3 separate regions of the Homo sapiens genome follow, and regions 1 and 3 are each linked to region 2. Evidence: chromatin contacts called from ENCODE Hi-C or POLR2A ChIA-PET data. All regions are on one chromosome and are shown on one strand. Each heading gives the region's core, a stretch centred on a gene start or an enhancer-like site at or near the end of the contact. The rest is flanking DNA. Distances are from core to core; before and after follow the strand shown.

What was found. A loop is a pair of places that touch in the nucleus more often than their neighbours do. ChIA-PET counts read pairs that join two places held with the same protein, here RNA polymerase II (POLR2A). Pooled maps may share reads with other maps.
Region 1: a loop to region 2 is called in a map of endothelial cell of umbilical vein, with 5 times the contacts of the local background. The contact joins two enhancer-like sites. A Hi-C loop is called at or near these places in 1 of 168 maps with a recorded cell type or tissue (endothelial cell of umbilical vein), 3 of 37 single-sample maps with no recorded cell type and 14 of 50 pooled maps. POLR2A ChIA-PET finds 5 or more read pairs at or near these places in 5 of 52 experiments (A673, H1, T-cell and 2 more).
Region 3: a loop to region 2 is called in a map of naive thymus-derived CD4-positive, alpha-beta T cell, with 11 times the contacts of the local background. The contact joins the promoter of APTX here to the enhancer-like site in region 2. A Hi-C loop is called at or near these places in 4 of 168 maps with a recorded cell type or tissue (K562, PC-9, mammary epithelial cell and 1 more), 10 of 37 single-sample maps with no recorded cell type and 15 of 50 pooled maps. POLR2A ChIA-PET finds 5 or more read pairs at or near these places in 1 of 52 experiments (MCF 10A).

What each region holds. Positions count from the first base shown.
Region 1 is chr9:33,042,370-33,046,544 of GRCh38, forward strand. SMU1 (SMU1 DNA replication regulator and spliceosomal factor) reads right to left here. Exons shown (of 12, transcript NM_018225.3): 12 at 1-4,175. Among named protein-coding and RNA genes, the nearest start is that of DNAJA1, 19 kb to the left of the region's middle. RefSeq lists an enhancer at 1,614-2,115 and a silencer at 1,970-2,289. Within about 2 kb of position 1,927, at least 34 of the 41 ENCODE cell types and tissues checked have a DNase peak (open chromatin) inside an H3K27ac peak, as active enhancers do.
Region 2 is chr9:33,224,486-33,228,360 of GRCh38, forward strand. No RefSeq gene overlaps it. Among named protein-coding and RNA genes, the nearest start is that of SPINK4, 14 kb to the right of the region's middle. RefSeq lists an enhancer at 2,611-2,780. Within about 2 kb of position 1,291, at least 2 of the 41 ENCODE cell types and tissues checked have a DNase peak (open chromatin) inside an H3K27ac peak, as active enhancers do.
Region 3 is chr9:33,000,090-33,004,160 of GRCh38, forward strand. APTX (aprataxin) reads right to left here and starts at 1,539. Exons shown (of 8, transcript NM_001195248.2): 1 at 1,478-1,539. It overlaps LOC124902140 (a long non-coding RNA gene), which reads left to right and starts at 1,688. Exons shown (of 2, transcript XR_007061454.1): 1 at 1,688-1,970; 2 at 2,088-2,656. RefSeq lists enhancers at 484-1,095, 1,096-1,708, 1,468-1,737 and a silencer at 938-997.

The DNA.
Region 1 (4,175 bases), core at 677-3,176, 180 kb before region 2:
ACAGAGCCTATGAAAAAACATTAACCAAGGTCATCATCCACAAAAATACAAGTTCCAGCACTAACTCTGCTTTCTCTGTGATGCTTCTCCTGCCCATTCATACTTGTAGGGAATAGGAGTAGAGGCCAATTATGTCGCTTGAGAGTGCTCTTGGAACAGTGGCAAATTTTCTGTACGTGAAATTAGCTTCTCAACTTTTTTGTACGTACGGTACTGGTTCTTAACCTTGGCTACCATTGGAATTACCCGGGAAACATTAAAACACTCATCAGGTCCCACCCTCCAGGGATTCTGTATAACTCGGCTGGGTGTAGCCTAAGCATCAAAATGATTATGCGCAGCCAAGGTTGAAAGCCACCAACACTGACACATGGATTTAATATTAACCACTTGGAACAGAATACCACTGTTAAAATTGCCGTGGAAGGTTAAATAATGGGCAGCCCTTGCTATTCCAAGTTTGGTTTTTTTGTTTTTTGTTTTTGAGACCAAGTCTTGCTCTGTCACCCAGGCTGGAGTGCAGTGGCACAGTCTCAGCTCACTGCAACCTCTGCCTCCCGGGTTCCAGCTATTCTCCTGCCTCAGCCTCCTAGGTAGCTGGGACTACAGGCGTGTGCCACCATGCCCGGCTAATTTTGTATCCTTAGTAGAGACAGGGTGTCACCATGTTGGCCAGGGTGGTCTTGAACTCCTGACCTCGTGATCCACCCACCTCGGCCTCCCAAAGTGCTGGGATTACAGGCTTGAGCCACCGTGCCCGGCCTATTGTAAGTTTTAAACAACCTCAGACCAGGGAACTTCCTCACTTGGACATACACTTCATAGCAATTTCTTCTCTTAAAATAGTGGAAAATGAAGCTGTAAAAGCACAGTGAATGAGAACACTAGCAAGCTATGGCAATTTGAAAAAATGTGATTTTAAGAGTCAGTCTTGCACCTTTATCATTTAAATTTGGTTATCTCAGCATGAAACTTCTGAGACTGACAGCAAGAATTAAAACACCTTTTGTATATGCGGAAACTACCCTGTAGTCTACCTGCTCTCAAATTTGAGCACGCTTGCTGGGCCCCACCACCAATTTCTGATTCTGTAGGTCTGGGATAGGACCTTAGAATGTGTCTATCACGTGACACTTGTAAGAACCACTGTTCTAGCACAAGCCAAAAGAAGTGACAGCAAAGACTGACATCCAGAATCCTCTAATTCAGTTCTCTCTACTCATCTCACTACCTGTGCTCTGCTTAGGTGAATGTGTTTGCAGCATGTGGAGGAACAATCCATGTATTCTTTGTCCCTGCCCAAACCTAAAGATTGAGGAGGAACTGACAGCAATATTGAGAGTGAGGCAAGAGAGAAAAAAAACCTAGCTTCGGAGTCACATCTGGTTTTCAATGCGAGCTTCGTGCAAGTTGGACTGAGTTAGGTGCCTCACGTCTGGAAACCTGTTTCTTCATGTGCATTTGCGCACCCTCATTACATTGTTCTGAGAATTAAATATGGCTGCTTACATAGCAAGGAAGGGCTCAACAGAGGCCGTTAGTGGTAGTAATAATACATGCTGAAAAAAAACAACTGGTGAAGAAGATACTGAATTGTACCTGAGATTTATACCATTTGCTGTTAAAAAAAAAAAAAAAAAAAAAGCCATACTACTCCCAAATACCTCCGCGCAATGTTTTCCAGTCATTAATTCAACAGCAGAATAGGGGATAGGACAAATGTCCTTATGCTCATGGAATTAATTTTAACGCCAGGTAGTTTAGCTTCTATGTTAAGTGCTAGAGAGCAGCATCCGTTAAATCTGGTGGCTGCAGCAGAGCACTTCCCTAGGAACCGACTGCACACGCCCAATTCAGAAGGAAGTGAGCACTGATTCCCGGCAGCCAACTCCCGTTCGCGCAGCCGCTGCCACCGGCCCTTAAGACGATGTGACCGCCAATTTTGTAACAGTGACGTCACCCGACGTCTGCAGGCCCTGACAGTTGGCTCTAGCGGGTGCGCAGTCTCCCTACCCCCGGTAAGGGGCTCTACCGGCCCTGGACCCAAGATGGGACTCCTACCTCCGACCACCCGGAGCAGCGGCGCCCCAGATCCGGCCGTCCGCCCTGCGCGTGCGCGGCCCGACCCCGCCGCGGTCTGGCTGTAAGGGCGCTGGAGGGGAGCTGGGCTGCCCCAGCCTTCAATGCTGGAGGGACGGCCGCGTGGGGCTTCAGAAAGGCTAGGCGCCGAGGAGTGTAAGCAGCGTGTGCCCATTTAAAGACAAAATCAGTGTGTTTTTCAGGTTTGTACGAAATGAAGTTGTAGAAAGATTAACAAGGGTTACCTGGGAAAGGCAGATTTTCAACTTAGCGTTTACATGTTCACCCAGTGCATTATTTTATTTAAAAAGAAGAAAAATATATACTTAACGGCTCCTAATCCAGCTCTCTTTGCCTGGTCTCCCAAGACACCTATCATTTTGCCCAGCACATACCTTGCCGCTGTGCCACACTGGAGTCCCCGGTTAGGTTCCCTGTGCTTAGACCGCCCCCTAGTCCCTCCAGGAAGCCTTTCCCAACCCTTTCGCGTTAACTGCCCGCCTCATCATCACAAAGGTAACTTGAGCTTTTATCAGTTTTAATTACTCCTTTTAATTTGCTCTTCTTCCCTATGTTTAGGCAGAAACGAGTCTTTTTTTAACCATATTCATCACCTGGTGCCAGCAACAGAAGTGTTCCCTAAAAATTCCTAGAATAAACCAACACGTGCTGACTAGATTCTCCATCTTCATAAACGGTGATACAAACTATGCACATCATAACTACCAGCTTCATGAGGTCAAGACTAAATCAAAAATTCTCAAGGACTTTTCTAAAAATTTTTTTAGCATAAACTGTTTCCTCTAACTTAAACTTCTCTTAAGTGAACGTGTCTTTCCACTGGGATGACTGTCTACATGCTCAGGAATCCTGAATTCATGACTATGTTCAACTCCCACGACCATTTTTAAATCATCAAAATGGCAGCAAATGTCATTACCTGGACCAAAAAGCTGCAGGTTTTGTGGCAAATGGGAAATGTGTTATAGAATATGACTGGGAAAGAGGGATTTCTTAGTGCTGCCCAGAATTAATTCAGCAAACACTGAACATTACTACGTGCCACATATAGGATCATACTGCATTTCAGGTCACCATCAAAGGTAAATTACAAGGCTGGGCGCAGTGGCTCATGCCTGTAATCCCAGCACTTTGGGAGGCCAGGGCAGGCGGATCACCTGAGGTCAGGAGTTCAAGACCAGCCTGGCCAACATGGCAAAACCCCCGCTCTACTAAAAATACAAAAATTAGCCAGGCATGCTGGCATGCGCCTGTAGTCCCAGCTACTTGGGAGGCTAAGGCAGGAGAATCGCTTGAACCTGGGAAGTGGAAGTTGCAGTTAGCTGAGATGGCACCACTGCACTCCAGCCTGGGCAACAGAGCAAGACTCCATCTCAGAAAAATAAAATAAATTTTTTAAAAAGGTAAATTACAAGACTGCAAAACTTTTTAAAAAAACCTTCCCCACTAGTTTGTACCTAATAAATGCTAACATTTAAAAGGGGGCACAAAAGGCCTGCAGAAATAAGAACTCACGTTCTTGAAAGTACTGCCTAGCATGGTATCTTCCTCATCATCAGAGGTGCTCTATACATCTTCAGTTGAAACGTGAAACAGACATCCATATGCAAAATATTTTCAAGGGTTTTGTTGGCTTTTACATGTTTTTCTTTAGATAACTGGTAATGATGCACATTACAAAGGAGACTTTTCTAAATCTCAAGTCCTTTGCTAATTTTTCTTTGGAACAACAGCACATTTTCAATGCCAAACCTTCTCCTACAACATACAAAGGGGAGATGCCAAAACTCTGAATTCTTGTAACGGATCCTGCAACTAGTTCTATCCAGAAGATGGAGACAATATTCCCTGGAGTTGACTGAACATGTGAGAAGGCACAGCTCAGAAGGAGAGGAAGGCTGAGGGCAGTGAAATGAGAACCTATGCATCACCTGGCCTTTTTACATGTTAGTCTATCCTACTATCCCAGGAATTCACTTCTGCTGTACTTGAGATTCAGGGATAATAATGTGACTCCTCCTCCCACATTCTAAGTAAATATGTTAACTAGATGAGCATTTATGTACATTTTAGAA
Region 2 (3,875 bases), core at 41-2,540:
ACATATATATATAATGCATAGTGATCAAGTCAAGGTATTTAGGCTGTCCATCACCCAAGTACAGTACATTTTTGTTTAACTATAGTCACCCTACTCTGCTATCAAGCAATGAATGTATTCCTTCTATCTAACTGTTTGTACACTTTAACCCACTTCTCTTCATCCTTCCCCATCTCTTCCATTCATTCTTCTCAGTCTCTGTTCTCCGTATTTCCTCTCTTTACCTCAATGTAATCACATTTTTTTTGGCTCCCACATATGTGAGAACATGCTACGTTTGTCTTTTTGGGACTGGCTTATTTCACCCAAGATAATGACCAATTCTGGAGGAAATGTATTAAGTAGAAGGGGATAAAATGCTACAAATAAATAAATATTATGAGTAGGGATGGGGAGGATCCCACTACTGGCTATATAATTAAAGAGATTCTCACACAACTCCATAAAGAGACATGTAAGAGGATTTTTTTTTTTTTTTGAGACAAAGTTTCGCTCTTGTTGCCCAGGCTGAAGTGCAATGGTGCGATCTCGGCTCACCGCAACCTCCACCTCGTGGGTTCAAGCGATTCTCCTGCCTCAACCTCCCAAGTAGCTGAGATTATAGGTATGCACCACCATGCCCGGCTAATTTTGTGTTTTTAGTAGAGACAGGGTTTCTCCATGTTGGTCAGGCTGGTCTCGAACTCCCGACCTCAGGTGATTCACCCGCCTCGGCCTTCCAAAGTCTGGGGGGGGTGGATTATAGGCGTGAACTACTGTGCCTGGCCATAAGAGGATATTTTATCACCAAGTTATTTGTGATGGCTGGAGAGCTGGATGCAATGAGGCATTCATCATTGGGGAAATGAATGTAAGTAAAATGTGACATAAGCACACTACAGAATATTCTACCACAGTAACAAGCAATGAATTAGATACACACAAAAGGTCAAGAAATCTTTAAAACATGGTTCTGTCCAGTTGCAGTGGCTCAAGCCTGTAATCCCAACACTTTGGGAGGCTGAGACAGAAGGGTTGCTTGAGCCCAGGAGTATGAAACCAGCCTGAGCAAGATGGTGAGACCCTGTCTCTACAAAAAACAAATAAACAAGAGCAAAAAACGCCAAAACTCCACAATGCTGAATGGGGGAAAAAAGAAGAAAGGAACAGAAGGAGGCCTCCAGCACAATATTATTTTTTGAAATGAAAAATACCCACAAAACAATGCCACATGCTTTTGAGAACACTTGCAAATAGAATGATTTATGAGTCTTAGTCACTGCATAAACTTTACAGTTGAACTCTTGGAAATTACGCATCAGTGCCACCTGGTGGTAGCACTTCAAATTTGTGGCATAATTCAGTTTTGTTTTTAACAAGATAACATTTACATACAATGAAATGCACAGATCTTCATTTGATGATTTTTCGACAACTGTATACCCCAGTGTAATCCCTACTCTAAATAATATATACGGTATTTCCACTGCCCCAGAAGGTTCCCTCCTACTCTCCCCATGCCCTACCCTGAAAGCAACAACTGATCCGCCTCTGTCACCACAATTAGCTTCCCCTGTTGTAGAACTTACATATGTGGAATTATACAGAATTATACAGTGCATACTCTTTTGTGTTTGCCTTCTTTCAGGAATCATAATGTTTTAGCGATTCAGTCATGTTGTAGCACGTATCAATAGTTAATTCACTTTTATTGCCAGGTGGTATTCTATTGCATAGCTGTATTCCAGTTGGTCTATCTGTGCACCAACTGACTGACATTTGGATCATTTCCACTTATTGCCTAATACAAATAAAGCTTCTATGAATATTTACGAATAAGGCTTTGTGTAGACATATGCTTTTTATTTACTGTGGATGGAATTGCAAGGTCATAGCATGGATAGATGTGTAATTTTTTTAATTGCGAAAAACAATTCTCCAAATAAGTTGTATCATTTTACACATCCACCAACAATGTATTTGTATCAGCAATAAAAAGATGAACAACCCAGCTTATCTAAATAGGCAAAAAGTCGTGAATCAACATTCGGAGATATATAAGTAGCTATATAGTACAGGAAAAAGTGCCCACCATTATTAGTTTTCAGGAAAATGCAAGCTAAAACCACAATGAGATATCACTTTACACTCACTAGAATGTTAAAATGTTGAGAATGTGGAGAAATTGGAGGCAATTGGAAATCACACACACACACACACACACACACACACACACACACACCCCAGCTCTCTCAGGTCACCAGCTCAATTCCTTCACAAAAGAAGGATTCAGCTTGTGACTTGCACATTTCTGCATAGGCTACTGTTGGTCAAGCCTGGAAAGTTAAAAAGGCGGAAAGACAAATCTGCTGCTGTGCATTGGTGGCGTGGAGCCACAGGAGTGCCAGAGGCGTATACTGGGGCAGGCTCTTATACCTGTTTTTTACTGCAGTTCTTCATTCAGTAGGGAAAGCTTTCATAGGGGTCTATTAGTAGAGGTTGGCCCTGACCCTTCTAAGGAGAATAAGAGTGTCCTGAAGTCAAAATGAATGAAAGCCAGGTGAAGAGATGGGCAGGTTTCCATGGGCCCCGCATTGCCTGGAGCTGCCCAGAACATGGGGCTGGCTGTAGCTTCACCACCCAACTTCTCTCTTCCCTCTTCCTCTTTCTGTTTCTCCTCACCTCTCTCTTCCTCCTTTTCATAACGGCATCATGTATTAAGTTTTGTTATGAGCCAGGCGTTTAATTTTTTTTTTTTTGGAGACAGAGTCTTACTCTGTCACCGAGGCTAGAGCGCGGTGACGCAATCTCAGCTCACTGCAACCTCCCCTTCCGGAGTTCAAGCGATTCTCCTGCCTCAGCCTCCTGAGTAGCTGGGATTACAGGCACCCGCCACCATGCCAGGCTAATGTTTTTTTGTATTTTTAGTAGAGACGAGGTTTCACCATGTTGGCTAGGCTGGTTTCGAACTCCTGACCTCAAGTGATATGCCCGCCTTGGCCTCCCAAAGTGCTAAGATTACAGGTGTGAGCCACCGCACCCAGCCCTAATATATACTTTTTAATACAACACTTCAAGGTAGGCGTTATTATTGTTGTTGTTGTCATTTTTGAGACAGGGTCTCACTCTGTAGGCCAGGCAGAAGTGCAGTGGTGCTAACTGCAGCCTCCACCTCCAGGCTCAATCGATCCTCCCACCTCAGCCACCCAAATACCTGGGACTAGAGGCGTGTGCTACCATGCCTGGCTAATTTTACAATTTTTTGTCAAGACGAGATCTCGCTATATTGCCCAGGCTGATCACAAACTCCTGGGATCGAGCAATCCTCTCACTTCAGCCTCCCAAAAATGCTGGGATTATAGGCATGAGCCACGGCACCCTCACCCCATGAGGGAATGTGGGCTCTCCGGTTAAGGAATTTGCTTGAGGTCACAGAACTTGTGGATTCACACCCCATGGCTGCAGTCACAAATTACCACAAACGCAGAGGCTTCAAACAACATCAATGCATTCTGTTCCACTCGGGGGTCAGAGTCAGAAATGGGGCACAGGCTTGCTCTCCCTCTGGGGGCCCTACGGGAGAAAACGTCCCTTGCCCTTGCCAGCTTCTTAAGGCTGCCTCTAACCCTGGGATCCAGGCCTGCATCACCCCCCACTCTGCTTTCATCATCACAGCTCCTTCTTTGACTCTCCCTCCTCCCTCTTATGAGAACTTTATGGCCCAAGCTCACCCAGGTAACCCAGGATAACCTCCCCATTTCAGGATCCTTCCTTTGATCACAGATGCAGAATCCCTTTTGTCATGTGAGGTAACATATTCACAGGTTTGGGGGATAAGGAGGTAGGTATTTGGGGGGATGGGAGCATCGGTCTGCCTATCACAGTGAGTGAGTGGC
Region 3 (4,071 bases), core at 289-2,788, 220 kb before region 2:
TTGGTTCTACCACCTACTCGCTGTGTGACTTGAGGCAAGTTATTTAACCTCTCCAAGCCTTCATTCCCTCAAGTGTCAAGCGGTATTAACAATTGCTCTACACCATGGGGTTGTCACAAGAGCTAAAGGACAAAGTATGTAAAGCTCAGTGTCTGATAAAAAGCATTCAACACTATTATCACTCTTGTTAATAGCGAAGGTAGGGCAAGCAGGAGCTGTGGACATATAAAAAGATCATTTGAAAGCAATAACTGCGGCTGGGCACAGTGGCTCACGCCTGTAATCCCAACACTTTGGGAGGCCGAGGGGGGCGAATCACCTGAGGTCAGGAGTTTGAGACCAGCCTGGCCAACATGGTGAAACCCCATCTCTACTAAAAATACAAAAAATTAGCCAGGCGTCGTGGCACACGCCTGTAATCCCAGCTCCTTGGGAGGCTGAGGCAGAGATAGCTTGAACCCGGGAGACGGAGGTTGCAGTGAGGCGAGATCACGCCGTTGCTCTCCAGCCTGGGTAACAGAGTGAGACTCTGTCTCAAAAAAAAAAAAAAAAAAAAAAGAAAAGAAAAGAAAAAGAAAAAAAGAAAGTAATAACTGTGTAACTAAGAAGAACGAGCACAAATCTGTATTGTCTCACATATGAACAATCCCCAAAAGTTCCAAACCTAGATCACAGCAATTCCAAATAGAAATTTTATCCCTGCTTTGTTAAGCCACTATCACTGGTATGTATGGGGAAAGGCTTTTTTTTTTTTTCTTTTTTTTTTTTTTTTTGAGACGGAGTTTCGCTCTTGGCATGCCCAGGCTGGAGTGCAATGGCGCGATCTCAGCTCACCACAAACTCCGCCTCCCGGGTTCAAGAACGTCTCCTGCCTCACCCTCCCGAGTAGCTGGGATTACAGGCATGCGCCACCACACCTGGCTAGTTTTGTATTTTTAGTAGAGACGGGGTTTCTCCATGTCGGTCAGGCTGGTCTGGAACTCCCGACCTCAGGTGATCCGCCCGCCTCGGCCTCCCAAAGTGCTGGGATTACAGGCATGAGCCACCCCGCCCGGCCAAGGACTGCTTCTTCTGGCATTCCCTACAAGGCCTGTTGAGGATGCTGCTAAGGTCCCTCAAGTGCCTTTCACGAAGCATTTCTGGCGGAAACGCTGCCCTTCCCGACAAGCTGGGCCGCCTCCTTGGTTGGACAGGGCCCATTCTCTAATATTTTTTCGGCTTGTGTTGCGACCAAGGTACATACAGGTGTCGGGAGCACACGTGAACAAACGCAAAGTGGGTCGAAGACCAACGCGAGCGCCCGCTGAAACAGCCCAAGGTAGTAACAGGGGAGGACGGAGAAAGCAGCCGTGAGAGCAGCGCATGAAAGCAGCGTCATTCAAGGCACATCACTCAAGGGTAGGAGCAGCCTCGGCCGAACGCTCACCCGCGGCATTGAGCCCAGCCAGCAGAAGAGATAGGCTGACGACCGCCTTACCTCCAGAAGTCGGAGACGGACAAATTCACGTTACTCATCTGTGCCTCACCGCTTCCGGCGCTGCGGGATGACGTCAGAGGCCGGCTGTATCGCGACCAGTGACGTCACCAGCACCTCTCTAACGGATTGGCTGAAAGAATCTTGCCCACTTCCCAGATCAAAAAGCGTCCGCCCCAATTGGGTTCTCTCTGGGCCGTGGTCCAACTGAGGATCCTGGAAGTTATGCCTGTGGGGACCAGCTCTCTCAGCATCTCTCTGCCTGAGGGCCACTCGCCTGTCACTGCCTCACAGTCTCTGAATTGGGTGACATTTCAGACCCAATCCCTCTGTGGACGTTTCTAGGTGGCTGTGCAGCTTCTCGATACTCCATAAGGAGACGTTCACAACCTTTAAGGCCATCTCTCCTGCTGCAGACAACCTGCTGTAGCACTGCTACTTGCTTTTTAAACTACAGTCCGCTTTCTCCTTTGTGCAGGGAGGAAAGAATGGAGCGGTAAGAGGCAGGGAAACCTGTTTTTTGTAGTGCTGTGTACACTAAATGAACTGAGGGGCAATCCGGGAGAAAAAAAGCAAGATGCAGGGATAAGATGCGTGTACTGATTTTTTACAGCAATTCCAGAAAGTTCCCTAAGAATCATATTGCAGTTATTCAAAGGCATTTTGGCAGAAGGAACAATCCCTATCTCGGAGGTAAAAGTATAGTTTATAATTTTTCTCAAGTACAACACACTGGCAAAAATTCTTTGGTTGAATTAGGTTTCTGAATTTTCTGCTAGGCCCATCTGTGCACTTCCCTGTAAAATCCAGTTTTAGCACAGACCCTGGCTAAGTCAGTTTACCAAGAACCACCACCACCACCCCGCCTTATGTGGTTATTCTCAATATCTGATCAGGTTCCTTATTCTCCACTATCCCCCAGATGATGTCTGATTACCTTGGCCTGTCTCCAGCAAGAATCCTGTTAGGTATATTTAGCCAGAAACTCCTTTACCCCGATGTTTCCTCTTAGTAATTTTCCATCCACTGACCCCTACACAGCTCCTTGGCCATAAATGCCCACTTGCCCATGCTGCTGTTTGGAGTTGAGCCTAATCTCTCTTCCACTGCAAAACCCCGTTGCAGTGAGCTCTATATACCTATCATGAAGTTCCTGAATAAAGTCTTCCTTACCATGCTTCAGCAAGTATCATTGAATAATCTTTTCTTTAACAAAATTGAGATTTAAGGAGTCACATTCTTCATCAAGGTGGAGTATTGTTTCCTTCCATGGAAAAGCAGAGACTTAATGGTATGATGAAGCTATCAGAGCCTTCAAGACAGAAGGTGGGAGGATCTTCCAAGAAACACAGAGGACAGGCTTGCTTTTGTTAGCAGAGAAGATGCAGGTTTATATTAGGGTCATATAAGGAAGTGGGAAAACACAAGCAGCATCTCAGCAGCCACACAGGCCTTACAGCTGAGGAATGTTGTTCACAACTGCCCAAGATAAAAAGAGGCAACTCTGGTGACCTGACCAGTTTTGTTGTTCCCTCAATTAAGCATCCCTCTCGGTTAAGGGTGCTTCTTTGACCTGCCTTTGTGTGTCTTGCATCCAAAAGTTGGATTGGATCATTCTAATTACATCATTCACTATATAATGTGCAAAATTGGGCAGAGTTTCCACGTCCTGCTTGTTAGGCCTAGTCCATTGTCTATAGTGTATTAGTGGCCAGAAAAGCAAGATCACATGGCACAATGTATAGCTAAAGGTATGGCAGGCAGTGAAGACTTTCAGGCACTTCATATTGCCATGCTAATCACCAGAACTTTTTCATCTTGAAAAACTGAAACTCGGCCAGGCACGGTGGCTCACACCTGTAATCCCAGCACTTTGGGAGGCCAACGCAGGTGGATTACCTGAGGTCAGGAGTTCAAGACCAGCCTGGCGTGGCGGAACTCGCCTGTAGTCCCAGCTACTTGGGAGGCTGAAGCAGAAGAATTGCTTGAACCCGGGAGGTAGAGGTTGCAGTGAGCCAAGATCACTCCACTGCACTCCAGCCTGGGCGATAGAGCAAGACTCTGCCTCAAAAAAAAAACTCCGTATCGATTAAATAGCTCCCTATTTTCCCTCCCCCACCTGGCAACCACCATTCTACTTACAGTTTTCATGAGTCTGACCACTCTAGGTACCTCATGTAAGTAAAATCAGACAGTATTTGCCCATTTGCGACTGGCTTATTTCACTTAATATAATGTCCTCAAGTTTCATCCACATTGTATCATGTGTAAAAAGTTCCTTTTTAAAGCTGAATAACACTCCATTGCATGTACACACCATACTTTATCCATTCATCCACCCGTGGATATTCCACCATTTGGCTATTGTGAATAATGCTGCTATGAACATGAGTGTATAAATATCTCTTTGAGATCCTGTTTTCACAATTTGCAATTGCAAGAACATGGAACCAACCTAAATGCCCATGAACTGATGAATGCATAAAGAAAATGTCGTACATATACACCACAGAATACTACTCAGCCATAAAGAAGAATGAAATAATGTCTTTTGAAGCAACTTGAATGGAACTGGAGGCCATTTTTCTAAGTGAAGT